Regions from separate parts of the Mus musculus genome. Here region 2 is linked to region 1. Evidence: chromatin loops called from intact Hi-C (ENCODE). Cell type or tissue: left cerebral cortex. All regions are shown on one strand. Links, peaks and the distances in the headings refer to the core of each region. The heading gives the core; the rest is flanking DNA.

Region 1 (5,383 bases), core at 279-5,278:
TGTCCTAGGAAATGTGAAATAAATAATGCTCCCATCAAAGGACCATCCAGAGACTGCCCCAACAAGGGATCCATCCCATATACAACCACCAAACCCAGACACTATTGCATATGCCAGAAAGATTTTGCTGACAGGACCATGATATGGCTCTCTCTGGTAAGGCTATGCAAGTGCCTAGCAAATGCAAAAGTTGATGCTCACAGTCAGCTATTGGATGGAACACAGGCCCCCAAATGAAGGAGCTAGAGAAAGTACCCAAAGGAGCTAAAGGGGTCTGCAACCCTATAGGAGAAACATCAATATGAACTAATCAGTAACCCCCAGAGCTGTGTCTCTAGTTGCATATGTAGCAGAGGATGGCCTAGTCAGCCATCTATGGGAGGAGAGGCCCTTAGTCTTGTGAAGATCATATGCCCCAGTACAGGGGAATGCCAGGGCCAGGAAGCAGGAGTGGATGGGTTGGGGAGCAGGGCAGGAGGAGGGTATAGGGGACTTTGGGGATAACATTTGAAATGTAAATAAAGAAAATATCTAATAAAAAAATAATGCTCCCTTCAAACAGTTTAAGGAACAATGTATGTACCAAATGCACAAGTCAGCAGATAAAAATAACAGTTGTTTAAAAGAATAAAAAGCTAAAACTATGATCAGACTGGCATTTTACAAGGCTAATGCTAAGCATAGATGGTTTGCTTGAACTATGATAGCTATAATAACAGGATTAAAGAAGATCCCATAATCTCTGCCAAGAACACTTTCCTAAGGAACCCTTCCTGTCAAGAAGCTTCCGTGCATCCAACTTAAGTCCTTCTTCCTACAAATTAGATTCTCTAACCTCCGTGCATCATCCTTTATAATTAATGCCCTTCTTGCTGGGGATCAGAATGGAGAACTTCCCCTCCTCACTCACTCTAAAACTCTTGGGAAATAAAAGTATGCAAGAGATCTGGATATTTTTCAAATGAAACTATATGCTCAGTGATGAACATTGCACGTCCTATGCATTTGCTCCAGAGGCTAATATTTTCTAGAGTAAGCTTATTTTTTGAGAGTCGATTTATACCTCTGAAAACCCATTCTGTCTTCCCACTGATTACTTTTATATCAGTTACTCTTCTTGTTGCCATGGCCGAATCTCTGATGTAAGCAACTTAAGGGAGGGTGTATTTTGGCTCACAGTTTGCAGGAACAGTCCATCATGGGAAAGGCAGGATGGCAGAAACAGAAGCCAGCTGGTCACATTTCATCCACCGTCAGGAAGTAGTGATGGATGGAAGCCTGGTGCCTAACTTGCTTTTGTTTTTATTCAGAGACTCCAACAGATAGGTTAGTGCCACCCACATTTAGGTTAAGTCTTCCAATCTCAGTCAATCTAATCTGGAAATTCCCTCAAAGACAGGCACAAAGGATGGTCTCCTACATAATTCTAGACCTTGTCAAGCAATAATAAAGATTCCCCAATGCAACTATCACCCATGAATATTCCCACACAACTGAATATGCTCCCTAGCAGCTAAACTTTACGTTTTCTCTCAACAACTCTCTGCAAAGTAGGGGACTAACATAGCTGAAGCCAGAAGTCCTTTGTTATCAGATATGTATCCAGGAATAGACAATGACTAGCCTACCTGCCTATGTATCTAATGGAAGTCTCTAGGCCCTTCTTATATCCTCAACTGTCTCTGAGCATTTGACAAGGATTAGTTGCCTTTATCATCATCATATGTTTGTTACTGTTTTTTTTTTAACTTTAATAAAACCAGTACTGGGTGTTACTGTTTTTTTTTAACTTTAATAAAACCAGTACTGGGGATAGAAAAGACACCCTGAGCAAGTAGTGATGGAGTAGAGGGAATAGCATCTCTCTGTGGAATAAAGGAGCACCCTTGCTGTTTACTATGCAAATACAGTGTGCACCTCACCCTTCCATCTGTGTGACTCTGTGGGCGTCTAAGTTTGAGACTCTGACCTCCAAGCTAAGACATCCACTCCTGTGGGAAAGAAAGAGAAGCCTAATGCTGGACCCTTATGAACCTAAGCTATGGCCTTTATGAAACTGAAGAAGCCCTAGAAAGTAACAGGACTAAAGAGGGTCCTCCCAGGTGGTAGACAATTGTGTCATCTATTATAGGGTACACAGGGCTCTCTAGTGTTACACAAGATAAAGTTTCATGAGTCCTTCCCATGCTAGAGTGGGCTTTTCGGCTGCACAGCTTGCCTGAGTGTTGTCTGTGCTCCTTTAAGTAAACGCCTTGGCTCACCCAGCAGGACTTGGGTAGAATGATTGCTTTAGTCTGTCCAGGGTGAGTAGATAAAGTACTCAGAACTGTGTGGAGCCTGGGATGATAGAACCATCCTGGGAGGGATCAGGTCTACCTTCTCTGTGTCTCAGCTACTCCATGCTCACCTTCAAAGAAAACCAACTGGACAGAAAGTCTAAGATCCTGGATGCCAAAAAAGTCACAATCTCTGAAAAGGATAAGACAATCCATTTCAGATTTTACCAGAGTAAGAAAAGACAATACTGACACCCAGTGGTCCATTGACCAGCTCCCATCTGATCAGTACAGTTACTGAACAATACATAGATGCTTAGCCCAGCCTATACCTCCTTCCTATTGTGAATATTCAGCAAACAAAAGGTCATTATCAGTCTTTGATATATAAAACAAAGCTAGGTGTGTTGGTGTGCTTTCTCACATTCTGATTAGGTTCCGGTTACATCTTGGTTTGGCTTTGATTCATTACTACAAGGCATTTGTATTCAATAAGGTATTTATTTTGCATCATGGAAACAATTGTGGCCTTGAAAATAAAATGCAAGTGGGCCTAGTCAGCCATCATTGGGAAGAGAGGCCCCCTAGGTCTTGCAAACACATTTTTGAGAGTGGCTTTTGCATCTGGTGAGCTAATTAATATTAACTACAGACTCAAAACCAGCAAGACTTAAAATGAAACTTTGGGTGACATTTATTCTGGTCACCGATTTCAGGAAAATAAAGGAGTAGTGAATATATTTTCATAATTGTTCTTTCACCTCAAAGATTTTGATTTTGCAGGAAGGGTCTATAACAGTCTGGTCTCCCAATCCTACCAGGAATGACATCTTTGTGTAACATTCCAAATCAGCCTTAGAGTACTGGTGTCATAGCCCAAAGGCTCATTAACAATGAGGTCAAAACAGAAAACTAAAAAGTAAATGGGTCACGATTAATCAATAATGGGTCATCACATCTGAAAGGTGGTGGTCAGAAAAAGATTCAAATCAATCCTCCAGAGGCTCCAGACTGGATGATGAGGAAGATGATTTCATTCTGTCACCTCTGACTTCAGGACAGTCCCAAGAATGGAAACATTAAAAGGAAAGTGAGCTGTCAAGTGGCCGACTTGAGTTTCTGGCCAGGCCACTGAACACCTGTGGGGCCATGACACTATGCTCCACTAAGTACAGCCATCACACACCCAGGACAGAAAATAAAATTTAGCCAGGAAAAAAAAAATCATTCATACAAGAAGTGTTGCTGGTGCTCAACCCCAGTTGTGAGAGTCAGTTTTTATTGTCATCTCGACTGGAGTTAGAATCACCTCTGGGCACAACAGTGAGGCTATTTCCACAAAGGCTTAGCTGAAAAGGGGAGACCTACAGTGAATGTTGGTGGTACTGTCCTATGTACTGGGTTCGTAGACTGAAATAAAAAGGAGTAAAAGGTTGAGTACCACTTTGTTTCTGCATGCTTCCTACTTCCTGCTTTCTTCTTTCTGCTTCCTGCTTCCTGGGTCCTACTTCTGCTTCCTGACTGTAGTTGAAACATGACTAGCTGCTTAAAGCTCCTATCACCATGCCTTCCCATTATGACTGACTATGCCCCCAAAACTGAGAGTCAAATAAAGTCTTCCTCCTTTAAGTTACTTTTATCTGGAATTTTGTCTTTGTAACAAGAAAAATAACAAGTAGAACAGTTTGATTTCTCCTCCTCTACAAACTACAGGCTTCCAAGCATGAAATCTTACACAGGGTGCTAGATGAAGAGAAGCCCAAAGACAAATATAAAGAGACTTAGTGAGACTCCCCCCAGAGGGCCAGGAAAGGACCTGGGCACAGAGCAGCATTTATAACCAGAGAACTCAAGAAGGGCTATCCAAGGAAATACTCAGGAGAGAAACAGGGATGTGAGTATCTGTTTCATGGAAAACAATACTCCAAGAATTATTCCCAAGTACTTAGTCCAACAGAATCGGTTTGTAGGCATGTGACTATTAAAAAAAAAAAAACAATAGACAAAAGTCAAATCTCTTAAAGCCAAGCCAAAAAACAAAGAAATAGTAAAAGAATATGATGGCCAATGGAAACAAAATAAAAATAAATAAATGAAATAATGTCTATTTAGAACTAATGAATGATTTATAAACAATAGCAATTAAGATTAGACACATTCAAAATGAAATTAGGATACAGAAGATGAGTGTAATCATAGTAGTTGTAGAGGGGGCTGTAAAGTAACACAGAAAATAAGTAGATATGAAAGAGTGTTTACTGTATTCCCAAAAGAGAAAATTCTTGAAATAATTATGATCCTCTTTAGAAATAATGTTTTTTTAGTACGTGAAGTGAATGTCATATGAGTTAAGTGAATTTCATGGGCCTCTGGGAATGTTAGAAGAACTTAAGATTCAAATTCACATCAGCACTACTGGTTTAGATTAAGTTTTTACCACACACTCGTGAGAGGAGCTACTCTGATGATGATCACTCCTGCCAGCCCACAGCCACATTGATATTCATGGGACAAACGTTTTGTAACTGTATAACAGCACCCCGCTAATGTAAATTTCATACATAGCTTCCTAAAGGTTAAACAATGCTGCCCAGCTCTGCTGTGCCTGGAAAGCAAATGACAGCAAGAGACTCAACCCTGGCAAAGAGTATCCTCATTGAGAAAGTTCTCTCACAACAAAATATTACCCTTTGCTTAGGAGAGAGCCTCAATGTCTTTTATAGTCAGTTCCCTGGGAATGGGAAACTACATACACACGTGCGCGTGCACACACACACATACACACAATCACACTCACACACATAAACTCACACTCAAATTCACACACTCATAAACACTCACTTTTCTGGTCTCAACAACTCATATCCCTAAGTAAGAAATAGAAGAAAAATAAAGTATTTCCAGGTTTGCTTTAGGAATATATATTTCAAACTTCCCCAAGCTCTGGTCCTTATATTAGTTCTCTGGCTCCATCCTCTCTCATCCTCTCTCAGTGAGCAATAATTACTGAGCAGCTCCCATGTGCTCAGTTCCCCTAGAGATTGTAGAGTTAAAGCAATGAGAAATTCAGATAACTTGTGTGTATACTAAAGGGCCTATAATCTGGG
Region 2 (5,383 bases), core at 313-5,312, 1.9 Mb before region 1:
TGTAATGGTGCACACATGGAGGTCACGGGGAAACCTTCAGTAGTTAGTTCTTACCAACATGGGTCTCGGGGATCCACTGAGCTATCTCACAGGTCCAGCCTTGCATTCTTATTATATACGTGTGTATGTGGTGTATGTGTCGGTGTGTGTGTGTGTGTGTGTGTGTGTGTGTGTGTGTGTGTGTGTGCTTATGAGTGCTGATGCCTTCAGAGGTCAGAGGTGTTGGATCCCTGGAGCTGGATTTAACAAACTCAGGTCCTCTGAAGAGCTGTGAACCACTGAGAATCTTCCCAACGCCAGCTGAGCATTCTAAAATGAACCAGTAGGTGGCGCTCACTTATTTCGTATTTATATTAAATTAGCGTTCAATTGTGCCTGGCCTTCTGTGATACGGAGTTTTCATTGATAAAAACACTCTCTATGGCCCTAGTCAAATGTAACTCACGCTTTTGTATATAAAGGAAGGATCTGGGTTCCTTGCTTGTCAATGTAAACTTCTGGGTCCCACGGCTGTTGGGATCCACTAGGTCTTGCTAGTTCCAGAAATGTGCTGTTCAAGCGAGCACTTCCAGGTGATCACGTGGAACAGCACAGCGCAGAACTTTCTGAGTGAGGAATGCGGTTGTGGTGCCATGTTTTAAGATGGATTAATAGCCACTGCTTACTGGGACCTCATTATTTACTGAGCTCGGTGCTAGTGTTTTATTAACATGCAATTCTTCACACCATGAGGCAAATGTGTTGTTTTACCTCTTTACATGAGGAGAAAGTAAAGCACGCAGGCTTCAAGTAATTGTCACGGAGTCACGTAAATATTACAGCATGTAAATATTACCACTGTGATTTAAATTAGGTTTCCACAGTGGCTGGGTCTGCATTCTTAACAAATGCACAGATGGGCTTTGGGGTCTCTCCAGCTAATCCATTTCATGTGTGAAAAGGTCTTAAGGCTCTGTGGAGTGAGCCAAGCTTCAGGCCAGGTTTCTTTTCTTTCTTTTTTTTTTTTTTAAAGAAAGAAGGGGTGGGGTCAACCCCTTTAATCCATCAGGCCTTTGTTTTGTTTGTTTTTTTTTTTTTTTAGATTTATTTATTTATTATATGTAAGTACACTGTAGCTGTCTTCAGACACTCCAGAAGAGGGAGTTAGATCTTGTTACAGATGGTTGTGAGCCACCATGTGGTTGCTGGGATTTGAACTCTGGACCTTCGGAAGAGCAGTCAGGTGCTCTTACCCACTGAGCCACCTCACCAGCCCCCCAGGCCAGATTTCTTCAGGGGCCTGAGCTACACAGTACGGAGTCACAGCAATAACACTGGAGAAGGGGACGGCAGCCTTTATTCCAGCCCTTGTATATTCTTTACCAGAAGTATGAGACAGCGCCTGTCTCCCTACCAATTTTGTTATAGAAAGCAAGGTTCGGAGCCTAGAGTGTTCTCTGAGTACAGTCTTCTGAATGACTTGGAGAGTTAGGCTTGGAGCTGCATGGCTGCCTGTGACGCCAGCTCAGGAGTCTGAGGTCAGCTTGGACTGGACAGGACGACTCTCACTCAAATTTACCCTATTCCCTGACCTAGTCAGGCCGTCCAGTATTGGGGCTCAGGAGACTTCCACTTTAACAAATGCCCCAATGATCCGTCTCCATGTTGGAGAAATGGTGGACCAGAGGCACTCCGTGTTGTCAGCACAGACACAGACACCATGGGCTTGAGCTTTGGAGGTCTGTCTTCCCCTGGTGAGTGCCTCAACTGGGAGTTACGTGATGAAAACACAGCTTCAAGCAGGAGCTGTAAACAGACAAGGAACAGGAAAGAGCTCCTGTGTGTGTGTGTGTGTGTATGTGTGTGTATATGTGTGTGTGTATGTGTGTGTGTATGTGTGTGTGCATGTGTGTGTGTATGTGTGTGTATATGTGTGTGTGTATGTGTGTGTGTATGTGTGTGTGTGTATGTGTGTGTGTATGTGTGTGTGTGTGTGTGTGTGTGTGTGAGAGAGAGAGAGAGAGACAGAGACTCTTGCTTGCTGAAGAACTGATACCTGTTAAGCATGTAGCCCAGGCTATATGACCTCTCCAGGGCGGGGTTACAGATTCGCACCAAGTACCTGGCTTGAGCACTTTTTAATGTAAGAGACTGTTGCGGATCCCACTTTCAGTTTAACTTTACATGCTCAGGAACTAAAACCTATTATTCTTTAAAACAATCTTCAAATACTTCTTTCATTTTCAGAGTGATGATAGACTTAAACTTGTTGCTAAGTGGATCACATTGAGGAAGTGTTAGCATTTCCTCTAGGCTCTGCCCAACAGTGACCTGCAGTTAACTGCTAGAAACAGACAGGTACAAGCTAGCCATTGAGCTTATAAAATGGACGTTTCTCTCCTCCCTCCCCCTTTCCCTCTCCCTTTCCCTCTCCTTCCTCTCTCTGTGTCCCTGGCTGGTCTCTTCCCCTCTTTATCTCTTCCTCTCGCCTCTCTCTTTCTGTCCTTCTCTGCCCTCCTCCCTCCTCTCCCTCTACCCCCTTCCCAGGATCCAAATAAACTCCCTTTTATATTAGGCTTGACATATGACTGTTCAGGGTGACACCTTGGTAGGGCCCAGCAAGGACCTCCCTCCCTGACCCCTCAGGCTGCTGGTTTATAATATACAACAGGAAGCATGTTAGAAAGCTCAGTAATGATTATCTAGTGAACATGCCCCCAAAGTCCTTCCAGATAAAAAGGATATTCACAGCAACCCAAAGAGCCCTTCCTGATCTCACTCAGTTATGACTCCTTTCCCACTCCTCAAATGTAACTGTTGCTGTTGTTGTTATTGAGACAGGATCTCAATGTAACTCTGGTTATTCTGGATCTTTCTATGTAGACAAGGTCTGCCTGGAACTCATTGAGACTTTTCTGCCTCCAGCTTGTTGGGATTAAATAAATGTACAACATGCCACACTGTACCTCGTATGTTAATCTCTAATAGAAGGTGATTTAAAAAAAGATAGGCAGCTTTTGTTTTGTTCAACTTCATATAATTCTTTGGGCCCCCATTATATGCCTGCTGCTGGGAATATAGAGTGAAAACTCTCTCTGCCCAGTGGAGTCCGTTATTGACAGGAAAGGCAAGACTGAAAATCAGTCGTAAAAAGTGGTGATTGTGCTGTGTGCTACAAACTTGGAAGGACAGGAGGCTGGGCACAGTTGTTTCCTTAAAGAGGTACAAAGAGGGCTGGAGAGATGGCTCAGTAGTTAAGAGCACATACTGCTCTTGCAAAGGACCAGTATTTAGTTTCTAAATCTCACATCTGGTGGCTCCTAACCACTTGCAACTCTAGGTCTAAGAGGATCCACTGCCCTCTGCTGGCCTCCGTGGGCACTGCCCCATAATTAAAAAAAAACAAAACAAAAAACCAAACATCTTTAAAATAGCAAGAGACACAATGAGAGTAAAAGAGTAAAGACGAATATAGGACCCAATAAAGAGCTATATCCACTTAAAGGGACTTGTTTTTATAGTATGAACAACAGTGTGGGGCATTGGGCTATTCACAGACAGGCTGGTCTCCAGTTGAGCTGAGATCTGAACCCCGGAATGGTGATAATTCATCTACATGACACAGTGGGCATTCCCTCATGCTCCTGGAACTCTGGCTCCTGCCCAAGGTACCACCCCCCACAGCCCCCACAAGAGAAGCATGACTAGAAGTCACGTATGCAATGGCCCAAGCTTCTGACCTTCAGGCTAAACTCCTCTCCAGTTACCTAGCAACAGTAAAATAAGACAGCATACTTTAAAAGGGGCTGTTTGGCCTCTCCTTGCTCTCTCACTTCTCTCACTCCTCTCTTCTCTCTCTTTGTCTTCTTTCCTCTCTCACTCCTCTCTCTTCTCTTTTTGTCTTCTCCTCTCCTCTCCTCTCCTCTCCTCTCCTCTCCTCTCCTCTCCTCTCCTCTCACTCTTACTCTCTCTCTCTAGCCTTTCCCCCTCTCTCTTTTCTACCTTCTCTCTTTTTCCCTGCCTTTCTATAAAAGAGCTCTAAAACCTTAGAGTGTCTCTGCTCATCAAGGCCCACTGAGCTTGGAGGATGGGACAGGCTTTCTCCTAATGAGCCATTTCTAATCTCCCATTAGAAGGCCTTCCTGTGCTCCAGTTAGATCCACTGCACTCACTCTTGCCGGTGTGGGAACCTCTCATCTCTCTTCCATGTCTCCCATAACCCCGGGGCTTTAGAGAGTAGCTCTGGGGCTCCCAGGTTGGGCAGCCCCTTGTCCACCCCCTGAAGAGTGGGTCAGAGGCTTGGATGCCCACCCGGGGTTGAGTGGAAAGAGTCTGGCAGCCCTCCCACCACACCTGCCTGTCCAGAGCAAAAGTGGAACTCTGGCGGGGCGTGGGCCTTTTCCTCCCTCTCTTTTCCAGGGCCCCCTTTTTAGTTCCCACACAACAGGACCATGTTACTCCTCCACAAAGGTAGTATGGTATACACATGACCTTTGGAGAGGACTGGGCTTAAACGATCCATATAGTGGTCTGGCTAAGTCCAAGTGGAAAGACATGTGACATGTCCTGCAGACATTATAAAATAAAGCGGATCTGTTTATCTCTAAATGATGAAGGAAAATTAGATATTTTCCATGCATTTTGTCTTAATTAGCAGAAAGGTTGGGACAACAACTTTAGCTTATTAAAAGGGATTTCATTTACACTTGTGGTTTTAAAACAGGAAATGTTTTTGGAGTTCAGTGAGTATCCAGACAGATTTCAAAGCAGGAGAAGGTGACACTAGGTGACATTAACAGTTTTTTTTTTTAAAGATTTGTTTATTTATTATATATAAGCACACTGTAGTTGTCTTCAGACACTCCAGAAGAGGGCATCAGATCTCATTAAAGATGGTTGTGAGCCACCATGTGGTTGGTGGGATTTGAACTCATGACCTCTGGAAGAGCAGTCAGTGAGCACTCTTAACTACTGAGCCACCTCTCCAGCCAACATTAACAAATTTTGGGGTGAGCTTCTGAACTTGGCCCATATATATATTTGGTTTTTCGAGACAGGGTTTCTCTGTATAGCCCTGGCTGTCCTGGAACTCACTTTGTAGACCAGGCTGGCCTTGAACTCAGAAATCCGCCTGCCTCTGCCTCCCAAGTGCTGGGATTAAAGGCATGGGCCATCACGCCCAGCTGGTCATTTATATTTTTATGAACATCTACACTTTTTTTTTCCCTTCTAAGATAGGGTCTCCTGGAGTCCAGGCTGGCTTTGAACTCATTATGTAGCCAAGGATGACCTTGAACTTCTGCCCTTCCTGCCTCTTCCCACTGTGCTAGAATTCTAGGTGTGTGTTACTGCACTTGGTCTGTGTGGTGCTAGGATTGCGCCCAGGGCTTTGTGCTTGCCAGGC

What was found. Peaks named below come from ENCODE experiments on the same cell type or tissue, not always from the same donor. Only the 100,000 strongest peaks of a DNase experiment are listed, where the experiment ranks them.
Region 2: it touches region 1 in a loop (8-fold over the local background); 6 of 42 quality-filtered maps call a loop at or near these places.

Annotation. Positions count from the first base shown.
Region 1 is chr11:46,917,597-46,922,979 of GRCm38, reverse strand. No RefSeq gene overlaps it. Among named protein-coding and RNA genes, the nearest start is that of Timd4, 110 kb to the right of the region's middle. In left cerebral cortex, for the core only: a CTCF peak has its summit at 2,536; a DNase peak (open chromatin) is centred at 2,500.
Region 2 is chr11:48,769,836-48,775,218 of GRCm38, reverse strand. No RefSeq gene overlaps it. Among named protein-coding and RNA genes, the nearest start is that of Gm36109, 27 kb to the left of the region's middle. In left cerebral cortex, for the core only: CTCF peaks have their summits at 335 (motif pointing right) and 3,351 (motif pointing left); DNase peaks (open chromatin) are centred at 337 and 3,337; H3K4me3 peaks cover 253 bases.